Linked DNA regions of Homo sapiens: region 1 is linked to region 2. Evidence: chromatin contacts called from ENCODE Hi-C data. All regions are on one chromosome and are shown on one strand. The core of a region is the stretch at or near the end of the contact, and the rest is flanking DNA. Distances in the headings are between cores, read along the strand shown.

What was found. A loop is a pair of places that touch in the nucleus more often than their neighbours do.
Region 1: a loop to region 2 is called in a map with no recorded cell type, with 2.4 times the contacts of the local background. The contact joins the promoter of VCAN-AS1 here to the enhancer-like site in region 2. A Hi-C loop is called at or near these places in 1 of 37 single-sample maps with no recorded cell type.

What each region holds. Positions count from the first base shown.
Region 1 is chr5:83,561,048-83,567,458 of GRCh38, reverse strand. It overlaps VCAN-AS1 (VCAN antisense RNA 1), which reads left to right and starts at 5,145. Exons shown (of 3, transcript NR_136215.1): 1 at 5,145-5,428. The region is part of intron 12 of VCAN (versican); the gene reads right to left. It overlaps LOC124901021 (a long non-coding RNA gene), which reads right to left and starts at 5,244. Exons shown (of 2, transcript XR_007058847.1): 1 at 4,027-5,244.
Region 2 is chr5:82,746,433-82,752,190 of GRCh38, reverse strand. No RefSeq gene overlaps it. Among named protein-coding and RNA genes, the nearest start is that of MIR3977, 91 kb to the left of the region's middle. Within about 2 kb of position 2,535, at least 2 of the 41 ENCODE cell types and tissues checked have a DNase peak (open chromatin) inside an H3K27ac peak, as active enhancers do.

The sequences.
Region 1 (6,411 bases), core at 3,896-6,395, 810 kb before region 2:
CGTAGTGGCAGCCACCTGTAATCCCAGCTACTCGGGAGGCTGAGGCAGGAAAATCACTTGAACCTGGGAGGTGGAGGTTGCAGTGAGCCAAGATCGCACCATTGCACTCCAGCCTAGGGGGTCAGGTGAGACTCCGTCTCAAAACAAACAAACAAACAAAAACGCAAATAGTTGATGTAGAGGAAAGCCAACTCAGATGTAAATTTTTCTTGCATTTTATTAAGAGATAATTATTTTATATCTAGTATATAACTGCTTAATGCTGGATAATATATGATAAAATTGCTTTATTTTTAGAGTCCAATTAAATAACTAGTTCTCCAGGTCTGTAATAACATGCCAAAAAGGGCTACCATTTCGATTAAGCTGGAATCAGTCACTTTTCAGTTATTGTTTTTCTTTCTTTTTCCCCTAATTGAATTCAAGCAAATCAGCTGCCAAAATAATAAAATGATTCAAAAAACCCTGGACAAAATCTAACAGCTAATAAGTATGTTTCTCTTCACAAACTAGAGAACTCATTGTGAACCATTCCTAACAGGGTGAAAACTCAGAGCAGACTGAAGCTATTCATTGAAGTCTATCGAACTCTAAATGTTTCGATTATTTTGTTCCAAATAATCTGTACTTGTCAAAAATTTATTTCTGTCTCACAATAACACAAAAGAGAAGACTCATCCTGCAGGTCTTCTGCAGTGCACATGACTTCTGTGCATGCCAGCATCCTTAACCCTCAGAGAGTGACCTCAATTCCATGTATCTCAGAGTGATTTGACTATTTTTCTCACTCAGAATGGTTGGAGAGCTATTTCTCTCCTTCCCAGTTCTTTGCAAAGTCTCCAACTTAATTCAGTCAACATACCAGGAAAAAAAAAGATGATGGTGGGTGGGGAGAGGTCTCTGCTTTTGAAAGTTACCAACAATCTACCAAATTCAGATGGGGTTTACACTGTTCAAGGTGAATTTCTGATTACATAGTGTCTAGGAAATCCCAACTGTCATTCAGAGATATCTTTTATCATTTAAAACACACACCAGGTGGCCATGATCAATGACCTAAAATCTCAGCAGATAACTAGCATCACAAGCATGAACAAAACAAACTGATGATAAAAATGTAATGTACACTAATAGCCCTTTTCCTTATGCAGTGATGGATAACTGCCTTTTTGCAAAGGTTAAAAAAGCAGTTTTTCAGGGCCAGGTGTGGTGGCTCACGACTACAATCCCAGCATTTTGGGAGGCTGAGGCAGTTGGATCACCTGAGGTCGGGAGTTCAAGACCAGCCTGGCCAACATGGTGATGAAATCCTGTCTCTACTAAAAATAAAAAAAATTGGCCAGGCATGGTGGCAGGCACCTGTAATTCCTCGGAAGGCTGAGGCAGGAGAATCACTTAACCCGGGAGGCGGAGGTTGCAGTGAGCAAAGATCACGCCATTGCACTCCAGCCTGGGCAACAAGAGTGAGACACCGTCTCAAAAAAAAAAGAAAAAAAAAAGCAGTTTTTCAGAAATAGATAAGACTTAGAAATAAACCAGGAGGTTTTTTTTTCCTTGTGTTAAAAAATGAGTTTTCTTGGGTTCATCTTTAGTACTACTTTCAGTTGAAGAAAGGAAACCAGACCATCCAGTATCAGTTACTGCTGTCACAGTCAAGTCCCAGCTGATCCCTGCACATCACATACAGAAGCAAATTCATCTATGAGCAAAAGACTAAGAAGTTTTAAGAGCAATCGTTCTTATCAAAACCTAATCAATAACTAGGGTTTCTTTATAATACTCAACCCATTTCAAGTCATTTTCACTGAGATTCTCTAACTTGGTCAAATAACTACAAAGAATAATCAATGAGCACTGGTTCTCTAGAAGAGTCAGACACTGTTTAGAATCTTTCTATTTCTTTTCCTCTCTACTGGCTTCTAAATCATACAATATAAATAAAAAGAGACAGAATTTTCATAGACACTAGACAAAATTCAAGTTCATATTTTTGTGAGTCATAAATTTGAGACTCTGTCTCTCTCTCACACATACACACACACACACACACACACACACACACACACACCCTTACACATACAATACTTCTTGGCATTAAAGAAGTGCCTAAGACCTAAGACTTGGTAATGCTTCCATTCATACACATCTGTGTAGCAGATAATTTCCTGCCATAAATACAGTAGAGAACAAACAAAATGGTCAGCAGAGTAGACAGCAACCTACTTCTTGTGATGGGAAAACTGAGCTGTCCAATACACAGACTTGAGAGCTCACTGAGAGTTTTTACACACTAGCCAGTCATTGGGTACAGTTCAAATTTGTGCCTGAGCAAAAAGTACAAATGTTTTCATACTGCAGACCTTCAGGATCTCATGTATAACTGGGGCGGCAAATCTTGAATCTGTAACTGCCAAGGGCCTACTTTCCAACTCTCTCTCTCTATCTATCCATATATTATCTATAATTTTTCAGCTTAGGTGCAGTCACCTTTTGTTTTTTAAAATTCGCCATAGTTTAGATTACCTTAAATGGCCAATTAAAGATGATGTTTTATAGATTTTATGAATTTTGCCAAGCACATCCCTTTGAGAAAAACCATTCTTGACATGTGTGTAGTCAAGCCATTCACAATACATTATTTTAATTGTTGGGAGAACTTACTGAACTTCAAACTATAATTTGGGAGTTTTTCTCTTGAACGGTTCAGTCACTGCTCTTCACTTACTCTGTTTTCCTCCAAACATTGCTAATTTAGTTCACAGTGAAAAAAAAAAAAACATCTAAAAAACCCTGCAAAAGCCCTCTCTGTTCACCTCCCAAGGAAACTAGCCAAAGAAAACTTTCTCCAGCGTTCTACTATTGTGTATAAAGTGAAAACACAGGACAGATAGGTCCTAATATTTGCCTTAGTTGCTAGGATTTTACTAAGTATTTGACTACATGTGTTAGCTTCATGCTGCATTTGAAAAATCCTCTCATTTCACATTTAACTTTCAGGATCACAGTATCATGCAATTTATACTAGAATTAAGAAACTATTCAAAACTACAGGAACTTGATTTACAGATAGTATTATTCTTGTGTGTATCTGGGTGTAGTTCTGTGAATGTGGTTTTGAAACACAAAATACAATACGACCACTAGGTGGTGATATATATCCATTCTTACATTATGAATTAACGGCTACACCACTTAACAAAAGAGAACTTGGAATATGTCCCCCAAAATCGTAATTATGTACTCCATGTGGCAAAAATAAAAAAATAAAAATAAAAAATAAAAGATTGTCTGGGATATGTTCTCTCAGTTTTGTGAGTGAAAACACAAAGAGAACACTTTGCAAGAAGACAGACCTCGGTGAACCAGTATTTACCAACCTGACTGCATTCTATTCTGTTGCAAGCCATTCTATCCATAATCTGAATTTTCTTTCTGTCTAAAATGTTCACCTACGGTAGTTTCTTCTTTTCCACTCTGTCTTTTAAAATTATCCGATGATTTACATCAATGGTGAAATTGCATCAGAACCAAAGCCAAATGTGCAACATCCACCTAAAATCCTTAGGAGAGGTCAGATCATAGATAAACACCTAAGCACACAAATGCAATGTCTGCAGCGTGAGTCACAGTTAGTTTGTTTTTCCGTAAAAATTTATCTAGATTAGCTATGAAAACATGACACCTGCAGTAAGAGCTGACTTCTTTGTGCGCAAACTCTTTTCATCACCTGGGGCCCATATTGCCACTGCTGTACTCCCAGAGCTACAAAATTCAATCCAAACGCACTGGATACCAAGGGCAAGCAGATAACCACCGAAGTAGGAAAGCAAATTCCAAACAGAAAACACTTTCCCAAGAGGACAGGTACCTGTTTGAAACATATGCCGATAAGAAACCATCTTTTCACTAAATAACAAACAGAATAACCACTTGGGGTTAGCCTCAGCCTTTCAGAACACAGGTCAAATGGTTATCTGAAAAGAGGCTATGAGGACTACTTATTACAGAAATCAAAACATTTGGTACCTTTAAAATGACTTTTTTATCCCTAGATGGCTGGTGTACACAATAGGCATTTGTTTGCAGTCTGGAGGGGGAGTGGTGCATTTAACTTTGTCTTGTTTGTTAGGGGCAAATGACTTCCCTGCAAGGTAAAGATAAACCTTCTTCTGATCCTTGTACTTGCTTAAGGTTAGTCTAGTCTGGGTCCTTCTTTATTTATGTTTTAAGGGAGGTTATGGTTTTGCTGCTGTCTTTTAGTTGAACAGGGTAATTCGTTGACCGACAACTGAAAAGAAAAGAGCAGCTTTGTTTTAAAGGAGAAAGAGACGTTTGTTTTGGTGTCACTACCCTATGCTGGCAGCCTGGAGTTGGATCCTACAAACATGAATATGCTGAAGGGAAGAAAAACTAACTTGGGGTCTCCTGATAGTTGTTAAAGTGGCAATATGCCCATTATTTTCCTAGCTGGCAAACCTCTGTGCGGGAAAGACAATCTGGCCAGCTCTTGAGAACAGCACTAATCTTGTGTAATAGTGTGAGCTCACTGCCCTACAAAGCAGCAATTATCAACAGCATTTTCAGAAGGATGTGAGTTACTCGCACTGTGAGACCACTGTGAGAGAGGGGGCCTCAGGCAGAGGCCCAGAGAGCAACTTGCATTTAATCCATAGAATGAATGGTGCCAGTAGGCTCCTTTACCCCAAGCTTATTTGCACAGGTCTCCAGTCATGAAGGGCTGACGATCCAAATGTAAGGAGAGACTGCCAAAGCTCATTCAATATATTTTTTTTTTTTGGCCTTTTCCATGGTTATGCATTGCCTTAAACTAATTAGCAATTAGATTTAAATATCTGCATGAGATTTTAAAGTTGCACAGAAGACTGTTGGAAAAGCATCTGTGAGATGCTACTGCACTAAATCTCCTTTTCTTATTCTTTATAATAATCTTGTCAATTATAAAATGATTTTCCAGTAGTGAGTAAATATGGTTCTTCCAGCTGTTCAACCCACCACTAGCTATCTGAACTGAAAGACAAGGCAGAGAGCAGAGTTGCGTTCTAGAACTACTCTATGACTCATAATATCTCACATTTAGAATCAGAAGAATCAGTTCTTGATTCCAAATCAAATTAAACTACAACACAAGTCAAAATTTTCATTAAGAACTCAGTAGTCTTTCACAGAAGGGAATCTGAGAATTCTTCCACTCATGAGTAATGTGTTAAAGAATGAGAAAAGAGCATGTTTTCCTTGGCTTTTGGATTAATACAATAAAGCCTGTGAAGTTTAACATAATTAAATTAATGTTGATATGCAGTGTGACTTGTTCACAGAGAAATGGTATTTGACTTAGAGCTAATGCCACATCACAGCTGACATACATCCATCTGCAAATGTTGTATAGAAAGTCTTCTAAGATCTTCAGGTAGGAAAAGGAAAACTTAAATTTTTGTTGTGGGGATTGTGTTTTGCATTGTTTTTCTGTCAAATCATGTGAAATCCTTTCAAATGAGCAGAAATCTACAACAAGCTTAGAAAGCACTGGAATTAATGAATACTCCGTATTCTCTTTTCAATGTCCAAGACATCTGGGAGAGGAAGGGGAATAAGAACCTTTGTGTTTATGAAAGGGTAATAATGATACATTGCTGCAGAAAAACAATAATGGTTTATGGTCCGTGATTTGTTACTCCATTTTTTCTGCCCCTTTTAAGTGTCTCTTCCTGGGTAAGGGCTATTTCTTTATTGTTTCTACCTTTTTCAAAGCTGGCTTTTCTCACAATACTTTGCTTGACAGACTGATGTGTTTATTTATGAAAGAAGAAGAAGGAGCCTCTGGATTTAAAGTCAAATCCACACATCTGGACATTCTTGTGCATCAACTCGAATCAACTGGTGAAGGGGGACAAGTGGGTGTTGGAAATTGTAGGTATTAAGTTGCCAAAGCTGAACTATGCTTACCAAAATGAAAAACAAAATGCAAAATTGAGTTATCTTCCAGAAATATTTTTAAGAAGAATTTAAGTAATGAAGGTTAATTGTACAATTAATTGTACTAATTGTCCTATCAATTAGTTTTTTTTTTAGTTTATATCACAACTATCATAGCAAGATGAGTTGGTTAGAGCTAGAAAATAAGATATTTATGAATCTGTGATTTAGTAACTTGTTCTAGAACTTCCTGACCAGATTTGGACAAATGTAGAAGAGAGAAAGTCTCTCTGTTTTCTCCCAACTGTAGAATGGAAAGTGAGAAGAAGGAAGCTGTGATAATTTCCCAGGAAGCAGGGAAGCCAGCAGCCTCACGGGGTGTGACATTTGAGTCCTGACAATGTAGAGATGACAGAAGTAAAAAAAGTGAAGGAGATGCAGAAAATGTTTTTTAAAATGTTTAGGAATAAAGTCAGG
Region 2 (5,758 bases), core at 1,286-3,785:
TGACAAAAATGCTAAATGGACTCCTTTAGTCAGTGGAATAATAAAGAAAGCAAACCTCATGAATGAAGTAGAAAGTGATTTCTTCAATAGAAATAATAATGAACTACTTTCTGGAACATTATGTGATCTGAACAAATAAAGCATTAAACATAATGTGGACTTCTCTTATTTTCTTTTAGATCTTTTATCATTAATATGAGCATTCAAAAATTTTGTAATAGATTATTTTTATTCAGTATACCTGACAGTAGTCATTTTAAATGATAGGAGATTCTTCTGGTAGCTGGAATCTTTTTGGAAAACATCATTTATCTACTATAGTTATTTCTTCCTATTTAAGTCTCACGACAAATGCTAAAGATCTAAAAAGAATGTTGGGGGTTGTTTAATGGCCAGAGAGTGGCCCACTCTCAGTTATGTGATTCAGAGTTGCCCTTGAATTTGAACAACTCTTGGGCCATTATTGCAGCTTCAGTGCTGGCCATGGTCTGAGACGACGCAAGCACTGGTACATACGCCGCAATTAAGGAAACCAAATGGAGTCTCCAGCTAACAGCCCTCTAGAAGTCTCTCATTCTAAATCCTGGAGTCTTCTCCATTTGGCCTGAAGTTGGTTTATGCTCCAAGTCCTGAACTTAGCAAATATTTTTTCCCTCCATACGCATCATGAGTACTTATTTAAACATATGGCTTTCTAAGGCAAATTAAATATGAGATAAATGTTTTAATTAATATGTCCTGATATGCTTAACCAATGAGATGGAGTCTGACTGTTCTGCCAATTTGGGGAGTCTAGGATGTGAACATTAATTACATATAGTGAACAGATCATGGCTCACTAAAACCGATTTGTTAAATCAGTCTTTAAAATGTTTTCTGTTAAAATGGAAAAAGGTTTTGCAATCTACCCATCTGACAAAGGTCTAACATCCAGAATCTACAAGGAACTTAAAAATATGTACAGGAAAAAAACAGACAACCCTATCTAAAAGTGGGTGAAGGATATGAACAGACACTTCTCAAAACAAGACATTTACGTGGCCAACAAATATATGAAAAAAAGCTCATCATCATTGGTCATTAGAGAAATGCAAATCAAAACCACAATGAGGTACCATCTCATGCCATTAGAATGGCAATCATTAAAAAGTCTGGAAGCAACAGCTACTGGTGAGGATGTGGAGAAATAGGAACACTTTTATACTATTGGTGGGAGTGTAAATTAGTTCAACCATTGTGGAAGACAGTGTGATGATTCCTCAAGGATCTAGAACCAGAAATACCATTTGACCTAGCAATCCCATTGCTGGATATATACCCAAAGGATTATAAATCATTCTACTATAAAGACACATGCACATGTATGTTTATTGTAGCACTATTCACAATAGCAAAGACTTGGAACCAACCAAAATTCCCATCAATGATAGACTGGATAAAGAAAATGTGGCACATATACACCATGGAATACTATGCAGACATAAAAAAGAATGAGTTTATGTTCTTTGCAGGTACATGGATGAAGCTGGAAGCAGCCATCATTCTCAGCAAACTAACACAGGAACAGAAAACCAAAAACTGCATTTTCTCACTCATAAGTGGGAGTTGAAGAATGGGAACACATGGACACAGGGAGGGGGACATCACACACTGGGGCCTGATGGGGGGTTGGGGGCAAGGGGAAGGAGAGCATTAGGACAAATACTAATGCATGTGGGCTTAAAACCTGGATGAAGGGTCAATAGGTGCAATAAACCACCATGGCACATGTATATCTATGTAACAAACCTGCACATTCTGCACATGTATCCCAGAAATTAAAGTAAAATTTAAAAAAATAAAGTTTTCTGTTTGTTTCTTTAAATCTAGGGTTAAAAAAGACATGATTCTCCCTAAGTGTCTGCATTTGACCCCAGTAAAGAGGGTTGCCCGTGCAGGATTGGTTAGTGGTGTTCTCAGGGCTGATGAGCAAACAGACCTGCTGGGAACACCCAGCACAGTGGTGGCAGAGTCTCTGGTTCTGATGAGAGATGTTTTAACATGGTTTTGGTTCAATTTTCATTTTTCTTCCCTCATTTTTACTTTGCTGTTGAAATTATTTCAGTTTTAGAGTCCCATTGAAAGTTCCAACTGTGTGTCATGTGCTATGTGTTTATTCATATTCTTGTTAAAAATGTTATTTGCATATTTGCATCTCAAACAAGGAAAAATACAATGGGGTTTTATTTTATTTAGTTAGAATTTCCTGAGTCCCCAAGGGAATTAGAATTAGGGTTGGCAGTTCAAACAATACATCCTGTATAAAAGTTATAGCACAATGAAGGCATCTATAGAGACTAAGTCCACACGCCACAAAGGCTACAAATCTCTATCAGTAAGGTCAGCATGTCTGTGGTCAAAGCATCTTCAATGACCTTCCTGAAATATCTGGTTCTTTTCTTTTGAAGAAAATGCTTCGTGAGGTATCGATGTGCCAGTGTCTCAAGCAATGTGTGGGTCGCTGTGGTAAGCGATTCCATTCTGCCCTTGTGGAACAAGCAATGCATTGTAACCTCTAACAGAAAACTCCAGCTGTCCCTTTACACGCCAGTCTTTTTGGCAAATGTTCAGATTTTTTTTCCCCCTTGAATAGTCATAATTCATACAGAAAGCCAGACACACAGATTTTTTTTTTTCAACTGACTTTGTCTCTTTGGCTATCTTATCCCTTATTGCTCCATGCAAACCTACCCCTCCACTTTGGTAAACTAGATGGAATCATTTCCACGAACCAGTAAATACAAAATTAAAAAAATTCACTGTTTGAGATATGTACAACATTTATTACCATTTTTGATTCAAGTAGAGAGGAAAATTGCGTAAATCGGTCATTAGGAGCTGCAGGTGTGCTTGGAGAGGCAGAAGCCTTCTTATTCAGAAACCATAGATAATCCCTCTTATAAAACTTTCTCAGTTGTAATTTTTTTTTTCATTCCTTGGGGAAATGCTGTAAGCAGGAAATCGCATATGTGTATTAAAAGTGAGGTGATAAGCCAATTTTACCAGACGGTACTTTCGGGAAATGACTGTGAATTTTAAAATTGTGTGGCTCTTCAAAATTTTCTGATTTACTTGAATTCAATTTTAACCAATTCATATGATATATGATGAACTCATTTCATGTGCACCTCTTTCTACATGCCTGTGGATAAGCTTTTACAAAAATAATGTTGTTTGAATTGGCAGGAAGTTTCTATTTCCTGTCCTGAAGTATGCTGTGAGTGAGGAGAACATCTGAGCAGGGGCCTTTTCCTTTATTTCTCCCCCTTTGTCTTTGTCTCATGAACTGTGCTTTCTGAGTTCTTACTGAAGCACAGGAACCCACGTGAGAAGACAGCTAAGTGAGGCTCATTGATGAGCATTTTTTTCTTCTACACTGCTGACCTGAGATGGGTCTGGTTTTGAGGAGTAAGTATGTCTTGGGTGACTGTTGTGCACTCGGCTCTCTGCCAAGTGTTAGAAACACAGTTCTCACCCTCAAGGAGCTTAATATCTCACAGGCAGAGCAGGTTATACACATCTCCTAGGTATACAGCCACATACAGTAGGAATTTTCAGGGACCCAAATGAATGGAGCAGGTGGAAGAATCTACATGTGCCCGGGCAGGAGCTGGCGGCAAAGGCTGGGGCAAGGGCTCAGTGGAGGAAGAGATGGGAGAAATGAGTTGGCTTTCATGGTGGACAGGGCTTGGGGTGTCAAAGGATGAATATGGAGGAAAAACCATGAGCCAAGGAGAAATCATTCTTGTGTTTTTGGATTTGTCCCTTGCGGGGCTTAGATGCCAGGCAGAAGAGTGTGTGTACTTTATGACATGGGCAGGAGAGAACCTGCTGAGGAATCAAAAGCAGGTTATTGCCACAGATATGGACCTTGTCTGATACTGTCTAGACTGGATCTTTTTAGCTCCAGGATTCTTAAGCCTTTGCAGAAGTCTGTTTTGGATTCTGTGCTGTGTCTCCCAGATCCTCAAAGGACAAATTCCTCCAGCTGCTGGGAATGATGCCAGCAGATGGGCTTCCATTGTCAGCCCTCTCTGGGTCTTTCCTCAGTTGAAGAGACCTGCCCCTTCCCAGGCCAGTCCACATCTAAAAACTGGTCAGTGGGGTGGGAACGGGTATAAAGGCCTTGTGCCCTTTTTCCCATTTGGGAAGTCTCTGAAGGGCTATGCTGGGTTCAAGGTCACCCATGGGGTGTGCAGAGGTCTTGTTATAATTGCTCTGCAGCCTGATTTCTCTCTCTGCCCAATCCTGCTTCCTTCCTTCCTTCCCCTTCTGCAGTGATTGACCATGAGAGTTTTGCCTGATGAACCTCCTGCCTATTAACCTGCATCCCAGAATCTGCTTCCTAGACAATCCAACCTGAAACAATGTGATCTTCCCTTGCTCCTACAAGTCATGGATAAAGCTTCTTTTTGGTGGTTTTGGTGGTTTTTCACCATATTGCTGAGTCTTGTGGCAAACTGACAGAAATATGATCCTCCCCCAAAGAATTAACAGTTGTTCACTAAACACAGTGTTTGAGGCACAGTACTAGACAGCATGGAGCAGTCTTGTGTAGATCCTGCAGCCTAGAAATAATGCCACAGACAGCATACACAGGTGGAAATGAACTGCACACACAGGGAGACTCGAGGAAGGCAAGTCTAATGTGTGGTGGAATGAGTAGGGAAAAGTTCACGGAAGACCTTATAGGAGGGGAGGATTCGGGAGAGGCGAAGAGGAGCGACATATGCAGAAAACTCCAGTTAGAGATAGAAAATAAACGAATTTGGAAACTTGTATTTTAGGGAAATGTTTGAAATCAATAACTCTGTCAGGACTAGAGCAATTATCTTGGAAAAAAAGAGCTAAGGCTGGAAGAGGTGGAGCTGTATTGTGCAGGAATACAGGAGGTTTTGAGTAGTCAGTGTCCTCTAAAGTGACATCTTGCTCCAAAGCCCCCCAGCAGAGTGTGATATTTCAGCTAGAGACTAGTTTCCAATGGGTAGGTGCTTTTACAAACATACTCGGGGACTAGGAAGGTTACTGGGACACTGAAGTCTCCAGAAAATGTCAGTGACTTGGAAACAAAAGGTGGTGAGCATCCCCAAAATCTCACCTAATAATAAGAAAATGATTCTTAAAAGCACTCCTTTCAGTTTTATCCTCTCCAGATTCTGAGGCAGGAGGAAACTGCTGCATAAAGAGTTTTCTAATTTGCATAATTATGAACCTTCAGCTATTAAGTAGACAAGCTGCGATTTAAACCCAGGTTGCCTGACTCCACAGCAGACCTACTTAACCAGTCCACAATATTATCCTTTGCTGGAGTTGTTATAATAATTCTGGTGAAAAGGGAGGGGGGGAATTAAAAAATAGTTTTTGTTTTTTATTTTCATCCCAAGTGATTTATTTTTTTCTTCTCCTCTGAATATATGTGTTCTAATTTTTAGATTCTGTATGCTCATAGATGTGTTTCTTATTCATAACTTTAGTTTGACATAATGCCTTATAGCTCTGAGTCCATCTTAAGGCCCCGACTGCCTCATGGTGCATTCTTCCATGCAGTTTATCAACTTCAGCTTCCACTGGATATTTCCTAGATTAAATTCTCAAGAGGAAATACATTTGGTCTAGCTTATCTTTTAGGACAAGACAATGTCACAAGTCACTGCCAGATAATTAGATGTCCTTGGGTCCCCGTGTTCATCTCAATCCAATCAGCCACCATTACTGGGCA